Regions from separate parts of the Homo sapiens genome. Here region 2 is linked to region 1. Evidence: read pairs that join two places in POLR2A ChIA-PET (ENCODE). Cell type or tissue: Caco-2. All regions are shown on one strand. Each heading gives the region's core, and the rest is flanking DNA. Links, peaks and the distances in the headings are about the cores only.

Region 1 (8,338 bases), core at 104-8,103:
CCAGAACTCTCAGTTCCAAATCGTTGCTTCTTTCAAAGCAGTACTTGCTCCGCTCTTCAGAAACAAGTTTCTTTGAAAGATACAAGTGGACACTTTGCTGACCAGTTCAACCTATGCATTGTCTCAGGTAAACTGTTTTCTTTCAGATTTTAGGACATTATGTGTGTCTCCGTGAAGAATTTGGTGAATGCCTGCATCAAAAAGTATTTCCCATGGACTCATATATTTATTTTTTTATTATACTTTAAGTTCTGGGATACATGTGCAGAATGTGAAGATTTGTTATCGACTCATATATTTAAATCACTTCAGTTTATCTCAAAATACATGTCTTTTAAAAGACATCCCAATATTGAAAACTTTGTTCTCTGTTGCCCAGGCTGGAGTGCAGTGGCTCAGTCTCGGCTCACTGCAACCTCGGCCTCCCGGGTTCAAGCTATTCTCCTGCCTCAGCCTCCCAAGTAGCTGGGACTACAGGTGTGCACCACCATGCCCGGCTAATTTGTGTATTTTTAGTAGAGACAAGGTCTCACCATATTGGCTAGGCTGGTCTTGAACTCCTGACCTCGGATGATCTGCCTGCCTTGGCCTCCCAAAGTGTTGGGATTATAGGCGTGAGCTACCGTGCTCGGCCTGATTCTGTGGCATTCTGATTAGACTTATGACAGTCAAGAGCCCTAGCCTCCAAAACAGAAATTAAAGTTTACTCCAACACACACAAGGGGCAAGCACAAACTCTCTGGCAAAGAGTTGACAATTAAGCAGGAGCAGTAAGTCTAGAAATTCTATAATACACAGCACAGCATGAGGCTGGCAGCAGGAACCTGGCAGGAGGCTGGGGGAGGGCAGGGCAGAACACTTCTCTGACTTGAAGAAGCAGAGGAGGTGTCTCCCGGAGGGACTCCCCCAGGAATGGAAAATTATTCCCCAAGGTGGGAACTGACTCCTGGGAAGTCCGCCAGTGCTGAGTCACCAGGTCTTTATGAAAGCCTGAAGGAAGGCTACTCTCCACAAGCTACAGTTTCACGACTCCCTAGAAAGGACTAGAGTTATTTCAGGGGGAGTGTTTTTCAAACCTTGTATTTTTAAAATATGTATTTCAAAACAATGAAATCTTAAATTCACTTTAGTTTTATTTTAATGGATGCATTATTTCTAAGAAGAGGGAGAAAAGAGAATCCTATGATCAAGCAAACAGTTGCAAAGGGTGCTCCAGCTCCTGACAGGCTGGGAATTTGGAATCACTGCCCCAGAGAAGCAAATGCTAGATAAATGCTGAATTGGCAAATTCTTCAGATGCTTTTTTATTTTTATTTTTTTAAATAAAGAACTATAGTGTCTCTTTTCAACAATTTTACCCTATGCCTGCCTCCCAGCCTCCTGGACTCCCCCACCCCATCTTTTGTGCCTTGTCTTGTGCTACTTCATCACCAACAAATTTCTCCTCAGCCTTCCAATTCCCTCCTGCAGAAGTGGACACAAATTTGCAGGAGACTAACTTTGCAGGGACAGAAAAGCCCAACTAAGCAAAACATTCTAAGCTTTCAAAAGGAGCTGGCCAGAAGCTCTTCATGTAGGAAATTTATTGCCAATTACACAATCTCACTATTGGTATCAGCAGTGGAGCACTTGAAGGGCAGGAAACCAATTCTGACTTTAAAAATAAAATCCAGAGGGGAAAAAATCAGCCTGATGCTTCTGATGCACATTAAAATTGTGTGATTTTTTTTCCTAATAGACATAATAATATTATTTCTAATAACGAAGGGGAATGGCATTATTCTCTCTTTTAGAGTGTTCAGATTTGGAATACCATTCTTTGTGTTAGGGATCGAAAATTCTGTTTGAAAGTTCTATTCCTGTCCTTTCAACCATATTCTCTTTTGCTCTTCTCTTTTGTCATTAAACAAACAAAACACCAAACCTGTGTCATCTCTTGCATCTTGAGGTCCGGAGTTCAAGACCAGCCTGGCCAACATGGTGAAACCCTGTCTCTACAAAAGTACAAAAATTAGCCAGGTTGGGAGTTCAAGATCAGCCTGACCAACATGGAGAAACCCTGTCTCTACTAAAAGTACAAAATTAGCCAGGCATGGTGGCACATGCCTGTAATCCCGGCTACTAGGGAGGGTGAGGCAGGAGAATCACTTGAACCTGGGAGGCAGAGGTTGCAGTGAGCTGAGATCACGACATTGCACTCCAGCCTGGGCAACAAGAGCGAAACTCCATCTCAAAAAAAGAAAGAAAGGAAGGAAGGAAGGAAGGAGAAAAAGAAAAAGCAATCCCACTTTGCAAACTGGTCAGTGAGAACTTCCAGGAGCAGACAACACTGCAACCTTGGTCAGTGTCAAGGCCCTGGGGTCAGGCTGCCGAGAGTCAGTCCTGACACTGAACTAGGCAAGTGGTTTAACCTCACTCTACCTCAGTTTTTTCATTGGCAAAATGGGGACAGTCAGTACACCTATCTCATGTCGGGTGAATTAAATTAAAGAATCCAGGTAAAGTGTTCGGCACCATGCCTGAGAGCCAATCCTAACTATTACAATGATGATGGGCATCGCTATCTCCTTGTGCCCCCCAAGCAATCCCAGCTCATCTCTGAGCAATTCCTCTGCTTCTCCTGAAGGGCTCTGGACAAAGGCAAAGGAACATCCTCCTCTGGGAGGGAAGCTTTGGCTGTCAAATAAATAAAATATAGAATAACAAATAATTAAATAACAATTTGAAAAAGAATGTTGACATTTACACTAAGGGTGACCTGGTCCAATTGTTACTGGAGTTTTTATGTTCCATGTGTTGTATTTTTTTATTTGCTCAGTTTATTTATTTATTTATAGAAATAAAGCATTTTAAGTTTTATTTGCAGGCTTAAAATGCCCTTTTTTTGGTCACAGAGGAAACAAGTTTGCTTCAAAATCTGATTCTTTATCTAAATAAACTCACCAAATGACTAGTTGGCATTACACAGAAGTGGCACAAAAGATAGTTGAATCTCAAGAAAATTGATGTCTCTCATTCAGTAGCAAAATCAACCATTTTGACCATTGGTAGAGAACCAAGCTAGTTGTGAATGCTCATCTCTTCACCAAGCATGAAGCCCTATCTGCCTCTGCATTTCCAGAAGGTCCCCAAGGTTTTCCACCTTGAAGGTGGGGCTCACCTGAGCCTAGGGGAACCTGCTTCTCATGTGTATGCCCTCCCAAGCCTACAGGGTATTTGGTGGTTGAGTTCTCTTCCTACAAAAACCAAAATGGTGAAGGGTCTGGGGTGTGGACCAGTTTAAAGGAAAGGCAGAGCAGAAGTGGGCTGACATGCTCATCGCATGAGCCTTCCACGGTCTATGGCATTCTTCTCATTCTTTTGTAGAATTGTCTATAGAATGAGTTTTACTTATACTGTGAGTCTAAGCATGCAATCTTGCCACTAATGCTTCACACAATTCCTACCACCCACCATGAGGTAAGAATCCCATACTCCTTCCTTAGGTTCCCAAGAACTAATAACTTAAAAAGGAAATGATTCACAAAGTCTTCATTTTACCCCATCTAGGCATGTGTGGATTGTTTTGCCTATTGCTTTTGATCTCTTTGTTAGTCTAATACTGACAAGCATTTATCTGTTCATTCACTTTGGAAATGAAGCTTGAATCTTACATGTCCTGGCTTTCTTAAGCAAGATAAAGTTAAGAAAATGCTTTAAACAAAGGAAAAGCTAACACGGTTATGGTAAAATAGAGACTAAGAAATTGACATGTTAGCACTCAGTGGTGAGATTTTACCTAACCAAATCCATCCCCTCTAAAATAGAGATAATAGTATCAGCCTGACTGGTATAGCTATTCTTGGGGGTGGGGGCGGGGGGGAAAGCAAAAGGTCCAAAACTACTTCCTAGATCAGTGGCTTCTATAATTTTATTTTATCATTTTATTTTATTTTACCAGTTTACATGGTAAAAAGTATATATATATATATATATACATCTTTACACCTTGACCGGGTGCACAGACACATAAGCTGAAACAAAAGTTTTATGAGTCAATACTTCCCTTAATTACAGGCAATACAGGATGGTATTTTCTAACTCTATTCTATTTCATTTTAAAATGTTGATGTGACTTAGTAAATAGTTGCAGCTCACAGTTTGAAAAACCATGCCCTAGAAAATTACCTCCTGTGCAGCTGTCTAATGAAGTCAAGCAGAGTGTTCTTGAGGCAAAGGCTAGCTTTCCCATTCTCACGCAGTCCCTGCTTGCACTGCTTCTGCACTGTTTCCCAAATGCCAGTGATAATATTATTTTGACACTTGTTATAAGGGTAGGGAAGACTTTATCCAAGATTACTGCAGGATGTGGTGGCTCACACCTATAATCCCAGCACTTTGGAGGGCCGAGGCAGGAGGATCACCTAGTAGGCCAGGAGTCTGAGACTAGCCTGGGCAACATAGGGAGACCCTCTCTCTGCCAAAAAAAAAATTGTTTTTTTAAAGGACTATTGCAATAGGGACAGTGCAATAAGGGAGAGAGATTGGGCTCAACTCCAAATACAACAAAGACTGCTGGGGCCAAGGAACAAGATGGGGATGATTGGATGAAAAATTACCAAGAGGACACATCAAGGGTACAGAGATTCTTGCAAAACTGACCTAACAGAATTCTTGCTAAAGGCAGGCCAAGGATATATACATCAAAAGTGAGGGATGTTAGAAATGAAAGTGTGAAAGTGCAGTGAGAAAAGAAAATGTGGTACATAAAGAACTTGATCAGATATTAAGGGTGATCATAAATCAAGGGTGAGGGATTCTTGCTAAACTGACTTAACAGGATTCTTGCCAAGACTGGGCAGTGCAGGCTCGGCAACGACTAAGACCAAGGCCGAAGCCTAGTCGATAAGAGAGCTCAGAGGAGCCTGACTAAGCCTTGGCCAAGGAGAGTCTTTGCCACCAGCTGTGGTAAACACAAAGATGGAAATGACTTTGTTTTTACTACGGGAGGAAAAAACTCTCAGATACTGAAGTTGTCTTGCAGAAAGCAGGATTACCTAATGGTTCAAAGCATGGCCTTTGGGACTTCTAACTAAACATAGCAGATTGACCTCCAGAGGCAGGAAAGGAATTAAAAGACATCAGAAGAAGAGATCTCAGCAGGTGTTTTTATTATTATTATTATTATTATTATTATTTTGGAAGATGGAAAGCAGATAAAGAAATGGTACAGATTTAGGAGTAAGTTGTGAGCTAGGGTGCCTGCAAGGGGAAGGGGGAGAAGAGGGTGTGAGAAGAGGCCAGTCCTCTTCCAGGACTCTGAGAGCATAAGCTAAGGCACCAGATGCCTTAAAAGACAGGTGCAAGGCTTGGGTGTGAAATAGGGGAGCAGAGTGAAAGTCAGAACATGGTCTAGTTCGATCTCCATGTGCCCTTTTCTCCCTTTGACCGCAGCAACTACCCTCCAGCCCATACATACTACTTCACTTCCACCCGACCCCAGCCTGGGACTGGCAATTACACTCTGGGAGAAATTAACCTGAAATTCTCTAGACTTGGGGTCATCACACACAGTGTAAAGTAGGGGTCAATAAAACTGAAGGGACGGGGGATAGGGGTAAGTTTGCACAGTGGAGACTGAGACACACAGGGATCCCCACTTCGTCACCTCCCCCTGCCCCCGCTCACAGCTAGCATTTTACCAACCAGGGTACAGATATAGACATTAGTTCCCTGGATAGACTAAATGGTCCTGGAAAAATAAAAATAAAAAAGGATTCCTTTAGATATTGAAATATGGGAGTCCCCACAAAAATGTCCCGCTCACCACTAACCCTACTTTGATACCCACCAGTTAAAAGCCCAACCTTGAAAACACAGAGCTTCCAAGTAGCTAAGGGTCTCTAGGCAGGCAAAGTAAGACTTCAAGATTTAGAAACCGAAACAGACACAACAAAAATAAGAACCCAGGAGAAACAGAGACAACGCAGGAAAGAGAAGAAAACTTCTAAAATAAAAATAAACCAGATTACTCTCCTTAGAAAGAGAGAGAAGATATTGAATATGTAAAACTAGAATAAAATGTTTTTAATGTAAAGCAGTCAGAAAACAAGAAATTGGATCATTAAAATTCTAATAAACAATTGAAAGATAAGTCAAAGAAATCTCCCAGAAAACAGAACCAGAGGAAAAAAAGAAATAAGAGAGATAAAAGAAGAGACTTAAAAGCTCAATCCACAAGTTTCAAATTGAATGGTAGGAATTCCCGAGGCAATATATAAATTGGAAGGAAGGAAATTCTATATAAAGAAAAGTTCCTATAACTAAGTTTCTATAACTAAAAGCTAAGATTCTCAAATTGAAAAACACCACTAAAATAATAAAATTTTTAAAATGTGCCCTTTTTTGGCACAACCAAAGTCCTGTGCCATAAATTTCAAAATACCAGGGTTAAAAAGAGAATTCTATAGGGAACACATAGCAAACCAAAAAAAGGGGATCAAATGGCTTCAGATTTCTCTCCAGCAACACTTATTACAGGAAAACAATGGAGCAATGTTTCACAATTTTGAGGAAAGATCATTTATAGTCTGAAATTTTAAGCTTGTCCAGTTACAATTCAAGTGAATAGTAGGACATATACATTTTTAGACATGTAGGCACTCAAGAAAAATTACCTTCCATGCACGCTTTCTTACAAAGCTGCTAGAAGATCTGCTCCAGCAAAACAAAGGAGTAAATCAAGAAATAAGAGGGTATGGAATCCAGGAAACAGGACATCTAGCACAGGAGAGGGAAAGGGAAATAGCTGATAATGCTGAAAGAAAGGTCCAGCAAGTAGCTGACTAAGAGGGGGCTCCAGGGAAGGGTCTCCAGGAAAAGTTTGCGAAAAATAAGACTACAATTTCAGCATTTTTAAATAGAGACCTTATGTTGATAAGATCTACACTGCAGGAAGCCAGAGATTGAGGCCTACTACACTTCAATTTTTTTTTTTTTTTTTTTTTGAGACAGAGTTTTGCTCTTGTTGCCCAGGCTGGAGTACAATGGGGCGATCTCGGCTCACCGCAAGCTCCGCCTCCCGGGTTCAAGCGATTCTCCTGTCTCAGCCTCCCAAGTAGCTGGGATTACAGGCATGTGCCACCACATCCAGCTAATTTTGTATTTTTAGTAGAGACAGGGTTTCTCCATGTTGGTCAGGCTGGTCTCAAACTCCAAACCTCAGGTGATCCGCCTGCCTCGGCCTCCCAAAGTGCTGGGATTACAGGCGTGAGCCACCACGCCCAGCCCATACTTCAAGTCTTTAACAAATAAAAGCGACTGACTTTCTTTTATGAACCAAAAGTTGATGTATCTCCTTGAGATAATCAAGGAGGGAAGAGATCCTGTGACACTCAGCAGGTAAGGGGAAGGCAGACCCTAGAACTAAAAGTCAGCACACTTCGAATGTGCTATTTAAAAGGGGAATGATGATACACTTTGAAAGAGGTCATAGTATTTGTCTAGTAGAATATGTAGCATCTATAAAGTGGTCACAATATTTGCCAAAGAGAGTAAAACCTTTAAGACCAATAAAGGATCCTTGAGAGCTAAACTTCCTGTTTTCATCACTTTGTTAATTTGTTAAGATTTTAATTTTAGAATCCATAACACTGAGTTCTATTTATTCTGGAGGCTGGTTTACTTCACACTTGCCCCCCACCCAAAGAAAAAGATACAGAGAATTTACAATGTTTGAAACAGGAAAACAACATGTACATGCATTTAACATGTCTGATGGTGTGTGTGGAAAGAATTAAAGACCTATGTATTGAAAACTAAGTCTTTTTTTAAAATGGGCAGTTAAACGCAGGAAAAACAAAAATTAGTTTAGAAAAGGAAATGCAATCACGACTGATAACTCTCTACTTGGCTATGTAGTCAGCAATATTTATATAGTTTAATAATGTAAATACTGTCCAACTAATGATGTCAACAAATATGATATAATTATATTGAGAGGATACTGGAAGGGGAGTGTATAGTTGTATGGGGATGGTGTGGGGGTAAGTTGTATCTAATTGTAATGAATAGACTATTCATAAAAGTGTGAAAAGGGTTTAGGAAAACAGAGTGCAGTACCTAGCACTGACAGTAGCAGGCAGTCATTGCCACCTCTAGGCATGAGAGCTCAAGGGCAAGGTAGGAGCAATTTCTAGAACCTAAGAGAGCGGCTATATGGAGAGCACTGCCTGCCAGAAGAGGAGGAAGGGGCTTATCTAGGAGAGTAAACACTCTGGCCCCTGCATCTTCCTCCAATCCAGTCTCCTGCCAATGTCTCTCATGAGCCACACCCAACCCAGAAGCCAGTGATCAGGTA
Region 2 (8,338 bases), core at 23-8,022, 260 kb after region 1:
GATACTCCTCATTGGATTAGCAAAATGGCCCCCATGTTTTCCCTAAGGCCAACAGAGAGGTCACTAAGACAGGGTCATGTGAAATATAGCAGGAGCCTCCTGCTAATGGCTCAGGAACCAAAAGAGGCGTCAATGGACATGCTTTAAAACACAACCAACTTCACCCAATGTCCTTCCAGAACACAGGAAATAAATTATTTCTTTTCAGAGAAACACAGGGGAGAGGACTTAATTTCCAGTGCTGTCACAAGTATAGGCAGAACCCTGTCCAGAAGGTCCCTAGCATGTATTTCTTTCTCTAGACAGCATAGCCTCAGTGCCTGAGTTTGATATTAGCTAATCACCCTGCGCTCATTACTTAGCCTCCTCAAATCTCCATTCCTTCATCTGTAAAATAAGGGTGAATATAGAACTCACCACAAAGGGCTGAGTAAGGATTGAGATTACTGAGCACAGTGCTTGGCACACAGTAAGAATTCGGGGGAATGTTTTTGCTATAATAGATGGTAAAGTTGTGCAATGAATATTATCACTACTAGATTCAAGTCACCATCAGAAATCTTTCTCTTTGCATTGTTTTTTGGTGTGTGTGTTTGTGTGTGTGTGTGTTTATGTCTTATGAGTAAAGTGCCAACATCTTAACAAGGTGTCTCATCTGTGCAAAAACCCAATCACTATGCTTATGAACTATAAAAGGGCTTCTCTTTGCCTTGTAACTTATGACTGCAGGTTTTTCTCAGCCCTCTCCATCACTACTTGCACCTCCACCACCCCTTTTCTGCCTGCAGCCCTGCTCTTAGAAGCAGGAGATAAGTCTCATTATTTTATTTTATTTTTTTTTGTTTTGAGACAGTCTCGCTCTGTCACCAGGCTGGAGTGCAGCGGCGCGATCTCACCTCACTGCAACTTCCGCCTACTGGGTTCAAGTGATTCTCCTGCCTCAGCCTCCAGAGTAGCTGGGACGACAGGCGCGCACCACGCCAGCTAATTTTTGTATTTTTAGTAGAGACGGGGTTTCGCCATGTTGGCCAGGATGGTCTCAATCTCTTGACCTCGAGATCCACTGGCCCCGGCCTCCCAAAGTGCTAGGATTACAAGCGTGAGCCACCACACCCAGCCTATTTTATTTTATTTTATTTTAGAGACAGGGTCTCTCTCTGTCACCCAGGCTGGAGTGCAGTGGTGCAAACTCAGCTCATTGCAGCCTCCACCTCCTGGGCTCAAGGGATCCTCCCACCTAAGCCTCCTGAGTAACTGGGACTACAGGCACACACTGCCATGTCTGGCTGATTTTTTTATTTTTTATTTTTTGTAAAGACAGGGTCTTGCTATGTTGACCAAGGTGGTCTCGAACTCCTGGCCTCAAGCCGTCCTCCCATCTCGGCCTCCCAAATTGCTGAGATTACAGGTGAGAGCCACCGCACCTGGCCTCATTATTCTCATCACACACCTGATGTCTAGTATAGTATAGTGCCTGGTACGTAGCAGTACATCAATAATGCTGTGGGATGAGTTAATAATAAATTCCAAGTGTATCCCCCAAAAGGTACTTATTATAGCAGAGAAATGTTGCTTCTAGGAGCAGAAAATGTCCTCTATGAGGAGCCAAGGAAAGGTTGGGGAGTCTGAAGAGAGAAGGACCTGAGGCTTGCACCATATTCTGGATGAGGAGCATGGAGATCACTCTCAAATGAAGTTTGGCCAGATAGTGAGCAAAGCAACAGAGCAGCCAGACTGCTCAGCAGGAAGAAAAGATAACAGCTCTGTGGGGTTTTTTTTGTTTTTGTTTTTCCCCTTGCAGGGTAACTCCCTTCATAGGCAACAGACCAGAGAGAGCAGTTGAAGATGAATGTGTCTCTCTTGGCAAATGCTGAGGAGCGTGCACTTCTATCTCATCATTAATCAGGAGGTAGAAGAGAGAGGGTTCTGGTGACCAGTGATGATTTGGGAACACCAAAAAAGACAAACAAACTCCAAACATAATCCAGTGAAAACCCAACAAATTACATGACATTTCAAACCCAGCAGGAGACAAAACGCAGACCCCAAAGAGGAAGTGATGTATTCACCCTAGCCAAACAAAGAGGTCGACACTTTGAAGAGGAAAAAGAAAATCAAGTACAAAGGGACAGCCTAAATTCCTTAAAAGAGCATGGAGGTTGTGACTGAGATCCCATTCCTGGCCTCTGAATCCTGTCTCCCACAACCAGTCAAGCCTGTGGTGATCCATGGACTACCATGTTCTGGAATGAACCAAGAGAAATTAAAGCCTCCTCTCCTCGGAGACAAAACTTCATGCAAACGACATCACTTGAAGTCACCATGGAAAAGAATAGATGGAGTGGGGAGGGGGCAGCATGGAATGAATAGTGGGAAAGGTGACCAAAAGACCTTGAACGATATTCATTCAAAGATAGGCCTCAAGTTGACAATAAAGATGGAATCTTCCATGTAATGCTGCTTTGCAGTAATCAGATCTCTAATCCCAGTTATCGCAAAGAAATGCAAACATGAATGAGGTATTGCCAATGTCTCTAGGGGAATTGCATTTTCATCCTTCATTTAACTGAGAAACTGAGGTGCAAAGAAATGAAGGAAATCGCTTAAAGGATGACAGTGTGAGTCAGCAGCCCGACCAGGAAGCCGGGGCTGCGACTCCTCACTTCCTGGTTTTCTCTACAAATATGAAGAGTACATTCCCTTCCTCTCAGAATCGGTTTGTGGCAGCAGTTCTCTAGCTTAGAAAGGCAGCTTTCCAGGAGAGAAGGCACGGGCATTCGGCTCCTGCTGGGGAGGGGCGAGGTAACCCGACATCAGGTCCACAGGTCCACAGAAACTGAAATTTCTTCCAAGATGAGGCTTTCCCCTTCCTTCGCCTGGAAAACCAATTTGCGCTGATGCCCTGACTCCCTCTCCTTAGAGTGTCCTCCCTGCTCACCATTCTAAGGCAGCGGCTGCACAAATTAGCAGTGCTCTTTGTCCCTAGAGCTCCAGAATCCGATTGTGTTCCAGTGTGTGCCGCAGGCCTCGATGTGTGCTGTGCATTGTAAAACACTGGCACGTGCTTCTGCAAAGAATTTTGTTCTTCTTAACAGCCACCAGAAAGTTTGTTTGGCCATCCATCCCACTGAAGCAAAAAAGGAGAAGAAAGAGAAGAAAAGGCTGTGAACCGCTTATTAGAAGCTTCCAAAGCTGAGTGGAAGTTTAACCAATTTCAAGGAAAGCACACACACACTAAACCCCCCACTGTTTGAGGACTTTCCACGTTTGCATGCACTGGAGCTGGACTCTGGAGCAAAGGGCAGCAGTGATTATTCTAGAGGTTATGTCATAGATGGTGTAACATTATCTTCTGCCCACTGGGATCTTATCAGCCATGTGTGCCTGGTCTATTTTGAGACCCATCTGAGCCTGCTACCTGGGACATGGGTAGTGTTAACAAATCAACATATGGCTGACAAGAGTTTAACCTGCCTCGTCTGGTGAAGAACAGTCAGAGCAAACTGTCTGTCAGCAGCAGCAGCTGAACTTGTGATATGAAATATTGCTTTCTTGCCTAAAAGCAGGACAGAGAAAGAAAAAGAAAAAAGAAGCAAAAGAAATATTGCTTTGTCTTCCAAATAAAATTTAGAGGCTCAGTGTAAACTGCAACTGTGACCCCAATCAACCAAGTAGGTGAAACACACACACACACACACAGAGACACACACACATCTTTTTACTTAGATAGCTTTGTTATTCAGCAAGAAGACAAATTATTAAAAAGTTGCCGGGCACAGTGGCTCACCATGCTGTAATCCCAGCACTTTGGGAGGCTGAGGCGGGTGGATCTCCTGAGGTCAGGAGTTCGAGACGAGCCTGGCCAACATGGCCAAACCCTGTCTCTACTAAAAATATAAAAATTAACTGGGCGTGGTGGCAGGCGCCTGTAGTCCCAGCTACTCTGGAGGCTGAGGCAGGAGAATCGCTTGAACCCGGGAGGCAGAGGTTGCAACGAGATCCCGCCACCGCACTCCAGCCTGGCAACAGAGTGAGACTCCGTTTCAAAATAATAATACTAATAAAATAAAAAAATTAAAAGTTGAGCTCTTTCCACGAGTGAGGGCTGAGAGCTGGCATCCTAGGCAGGCAGGCCAGACCCAGGGTGTGCAATGGCCCTATTTGTTGCCTTGGTCTTACGTACGGAAGACCTCGGCTTCTCTCTTTGCCATTAGCAGGAGTCGAATTCTCAGGGCCTAACCTCACGTTCTATTTTCAGCTATTTCCACAAAGCGTGCAGCCTCTTAGTCTGCCGTCTTCCTGCTGTCCCTCACCCTCCAGGCCAGCAGCAGTGCCGGCCACCTGCCAGTAGCACCTGCTCCCTGCCCTGCTGCCTTGCTGTTTCCTTGGGTCCAGAAAGCCGTCCCTTCCTCCCAACTCTCAAATATAAGTGGCTTCCAGGCAGGCACGGTGGCTCACACCTGTAATCCCAGCACTTTGGGAGGCCAAAGCAGGAGGATCACTTGAGGCCAGGAGTTCAAGACCAGCCTGGGCAACATAACAAGACCCCATCTCTACTTTTTGAATAACTTTTTCTACTTTTTGATAAACTTTTTAAGTGGCTTCCTCTTATTTGTCTACCCAGCGAGTGGTGACGATTTATGTAGTGTAGGGGAGATCTCAGAAGCTGTCAGCCTGAAACACCTGGCCTTTGTCTTCCTGAAGAGAGGGGTTTATTTCTGGCAGACAATCCTACTGGATTTAAAGTTGGGGTGGTTAGAGAGGCTGCTTCTTCATCCATCTTGAAGTGGACATGATGAGGAAAAAATACACTGAGGAAAATGGCCAGTTAAAGACTTCATTATTGGCCGGGCGCAGTGGCTCATGCCTGTAATCCCAGCACTTTGGGAGGCCGAGGTGGGCAGATCACCTGAGCTCAGGAGTTCGAGATCACCCTGGCCAACATGGTGAAACCCCGTCTCTACTAAAAATACAAAAATTAGCCAGGCATGGTGGCAGGCACCTGTAATCCCAGCTACTCGGGAGGCTGAGTCCAGAGAATCACTTGTACCGGGAGGCAGAGGTTGCAGTGAGCCGAGACTGTGCTACTGCACTCCAACCTGGGTGACAGAGCGAGACTCTGTCTCAAGAATTAAAAATAAATAAAGACTTTAGCTGATGGTAATATGGCTCAGGGTCCTACAAAGCTCATAGAAAGTGAGAGGTGCCTTCTCGTCAAAGTACCTAAGAAAGGCTGGGTGGGAAGAGAAACCAAGAAGATTCTCCACTTTTTTAGCCACCATACGTGCCAAATAGTGGAATCTTCCAGGGTGCATGTGTTATTTGTGACTCAATAGCTATTGTGTGCAACAGCCTCTTCATTGACTTCTCCTCAGACAAGTCATAAAAAAAAAAAAAATCTCCCTTTCTTTCAGGAAAGTTAGAAATTCATTTGCCTCCAAAATAATTTTCTCTTCTTTCAGGTAGAGAGACCTAAATAAGTCTTTCAAAGTCTCCCTTTTTTTGATGACTATTTCTAGAAGTAAGAGCCAGAAAGGGCAGAATAATTAGGTTAAGTCACATCTAGCCCTGTGCCATCTGTGCATGGAGTGTGCGGATGATCTCGGTAGCGGTTAAGCCACTTACTAACCTCCTATCCACTGGGAAGTGATGAAGGAAGAAGTGACTAATGATGCTAAGGAGACAGCTGTCCTTATTTGGGCTCAGTTTACAGCAATTCTTGCCTTTGCAAAGATAACCAGGGGTTCAAAGCATGACATCTAAGAGTTGGTGAGGAAGCCCCATCTGTGCTAGTTAGGGCTTTGGAGTCACAGACTTGGGTTCTAATTCTAATTCTGTCACTCACTGGCTGCATGACCTTAAATTACTTAGCCTTGTTAAGCGTAGATTCCTCATCTGTAAAATATGGAAGAAGAAGCTTTGCCTCTTAGGGTTGTTGTGAAGATTAGCATAAAATGCCAGGTGCAGAATAAGGGCTTAGTAAGTGGCAAATTATTATTGGGGAATAAAATAAATGAAGAGGATTTTGTTAATAAACAAGATTCTTCCAACTAATCCCACCTTCAATTATGATTTGGGAGCTCAGTGTATCATCCTTCGCACTGGAACCCTGCTCAGCAATGATGCCATCTGCTTGTTTGCTTGCTGTAATAATCCAAGACTAAAGACCCTTAAAAAAAAAAAAAAAAAAAAAAAGATACCCTGCTGAAGGGAAAATTATACAGGGCAAGTAGAGATATTCAGAGTAAAAATATACTTAGTAATAAAACCTTCTGTGTCACTATGAACACCATTTGTGTTTCTGACAAGTACCACTCAATTTTGTTTTCATGACCATAAAAAATTCCAGCAGAGACGTAGATCTTCAGTATTTCAGGTCTGGTAGTGTGCATGGATTGTAAAACCTTTTCTTGGCTTTGGGCACCAAAGTAGGTTAGGTAATAAAGAAGTTGCAAAGAAGAGATGTTTGGAGTTTCCAGTTTTGATAGCCAAATGATAAAACAAATGTGATGAGAGCATAGAGTTATCCCCAACACCGTTATATCCCATAAAATCAATCAAAAAATTATGTTACATAAAATAAGGATAGAGAGAGAAAGAGAGAGAGAGAAAGAGAATGTCTGCTTTACTAAATTGATTTTCTCTCTCTTCAGAGTTGGTTCTCCTTTTTTGACCCCCACCACATATATAAGACAATAGCTTTACTTTAGTATTCATTAATTTAAAAGATACATAAAAATTAGCTGGGCATGGTGGCATGCACCTGTAATCCAAGCTACTCGGGAAGCTGAGGCAGGAGAATCACTCGAACCCGGGAGGCAGGGGTTGCAGTGAGCCAAGATCACACCACTGCAGTCCAGCCTGGGTAACAGAGGGAGGCTCTGTTTCAAAAAACTAAATACATAAATAAAAGATACATAACATAATAATAATGTAAAAATTTATGAATGTAAAAATGCTTTTAAATGAATTTGTGGTTTATTAATTAATGACAAAGACATACATTTGGACAGAGTGCCTTTATATGTCAGTACTATTATTCCATCTGCAGGAAGTGCTGGGTGCACATAAAGCACTGTTGACCCTTTGCAGTAACTCGGTGTCCCTGAGGGAGTATTTAGCCATCAACTGGGAACCACTGACTTCGAGCAGAAATATGATGTGAAAGCAGGAAGGGATGCTCAACACATCCTTAAAGTGTTTTTCTGTAATTTAAGCAAGGTGAAATAAAAATATTTTTCCCCTAAGCATCTGAGCCTGTGAAGTTAGTCTCATCTTGCAATTAGTTTCATTTCCATGTGCTTAGAAATCCAGCCCATGTTACAGTTTTTCAGCTCCCTACAAAACCAGAAGTTTTGCTAATCAAATATTTATTGAATGATAGTGATCTTGCTTATAACCTCAGTGGTGTCTATCCCTTAAATTAACCACATTCATTGTGTTGTCTTTGTGAGATTTTGATCGTTTCCAGATGCAGATACACCTTATATGAATAGAAAGAGAAAAAAATCCAAAGTCATTCAAAATAGAAGCAGAACCATAGCTACCACATGTGTTTTAAATATATTACCCATACAATTAAGAATACAGTATTATAAACCAGCTCTATAAATCTTGTAATAAAAACAGAAATGCACCAACTCTTCTTAGCCACAAAGAGGCCCTTAATGATACTATAGATTCCATGATGATGTGGCGTTGGGACTAACTTAATATTCCATAGGAAGAATGTCAGCTGGCTGAAATAAATAGAGCGTATCCCTTTCTGTGCATAACTAAAATGAAGGGAAAATATTTTTCTTTCATATAGACAAAAAAGAAGCTCTTTTTATTTTGGAAATTCTTAAAGATACATAAAAGTAGAGATAATAGTATAATGAATTCTCACATGCCTACCACCCAGTTTCAGCACATGGCATCTTATTTCATTTATATTTTTCATTTTCTAACCCGCCAAAAAAAAAAAGCTGCATTATTTTAATACCAGACATCACATCATTTTGGTGCAAATATTTCATGATGTATGTCTAAGACATGAGAACTCTTTGAAAAAAACAGTATGATCACAAATTCACTAATACTCAAACCAGTAACAATAATTCTTTAATAGTCTTTAATAGATAGTATTCAAATTTCCCCAAACATCCCATATTTGTTTACTTTTTAAAATCAATTGTATCTTCAACTTTTAAGGATAGTGGCTGTTTTTAAGGAACTCACATAGCTGAAATCCCCTTACAGTTCCTCTGAGAAATATGTCTTTAAATAAGCGCTTAGTCATGGGACATTTTATCACTGATTCAACAATCACTCTAGGCCTTTATTGAGATGGGCCCAA

The links. Peaks named below come from ENCODE experiments on the same cell type or tissue, not always from the same donor. Only the 100,000 strongest peaks of a DNase experiment are listed, where the experiment ranks them.
Region 2: POLR2A ChIA-PET joins it to region 1 with 10 read pairs; 2 of 35 experiments call an interaction of 5 or more read pairs at or near these places.

The regions. Positions count from the first base shown.
Region 1 is chr6:6,780,466-6,788,803 of GRCh38, forward strand. The region is part of intron 2 of LOC101928004 (a long non-coding RNA gene); the gene reads right to left. Among named protein-coding and RNA genes, the nearest start is that of LINC03055, 100 kb to the right of the region's middle. In Caco-2, for the core only: no CTCF peak of the experiment used is centred there; no DNase peak of the experiment used is centred there.
Region 2 is chr6:7,039,848-7,048,185 of GRCh38, forward strand. No RefSeq gene overlaps it. Among named protein-coding and RNA genes, the nearest start is that of RREB1, 64 kb to the right of the region's middle. RefSeq lists an enhancer at 2,619-3,507. In Caco-2, for the core only: no CTCF peak of the experiment used is centred there; DNase peaks (open chromatin) are centred at 2,754, 2,814 and 3,364; H3K4me3 peaks cover 742 bases.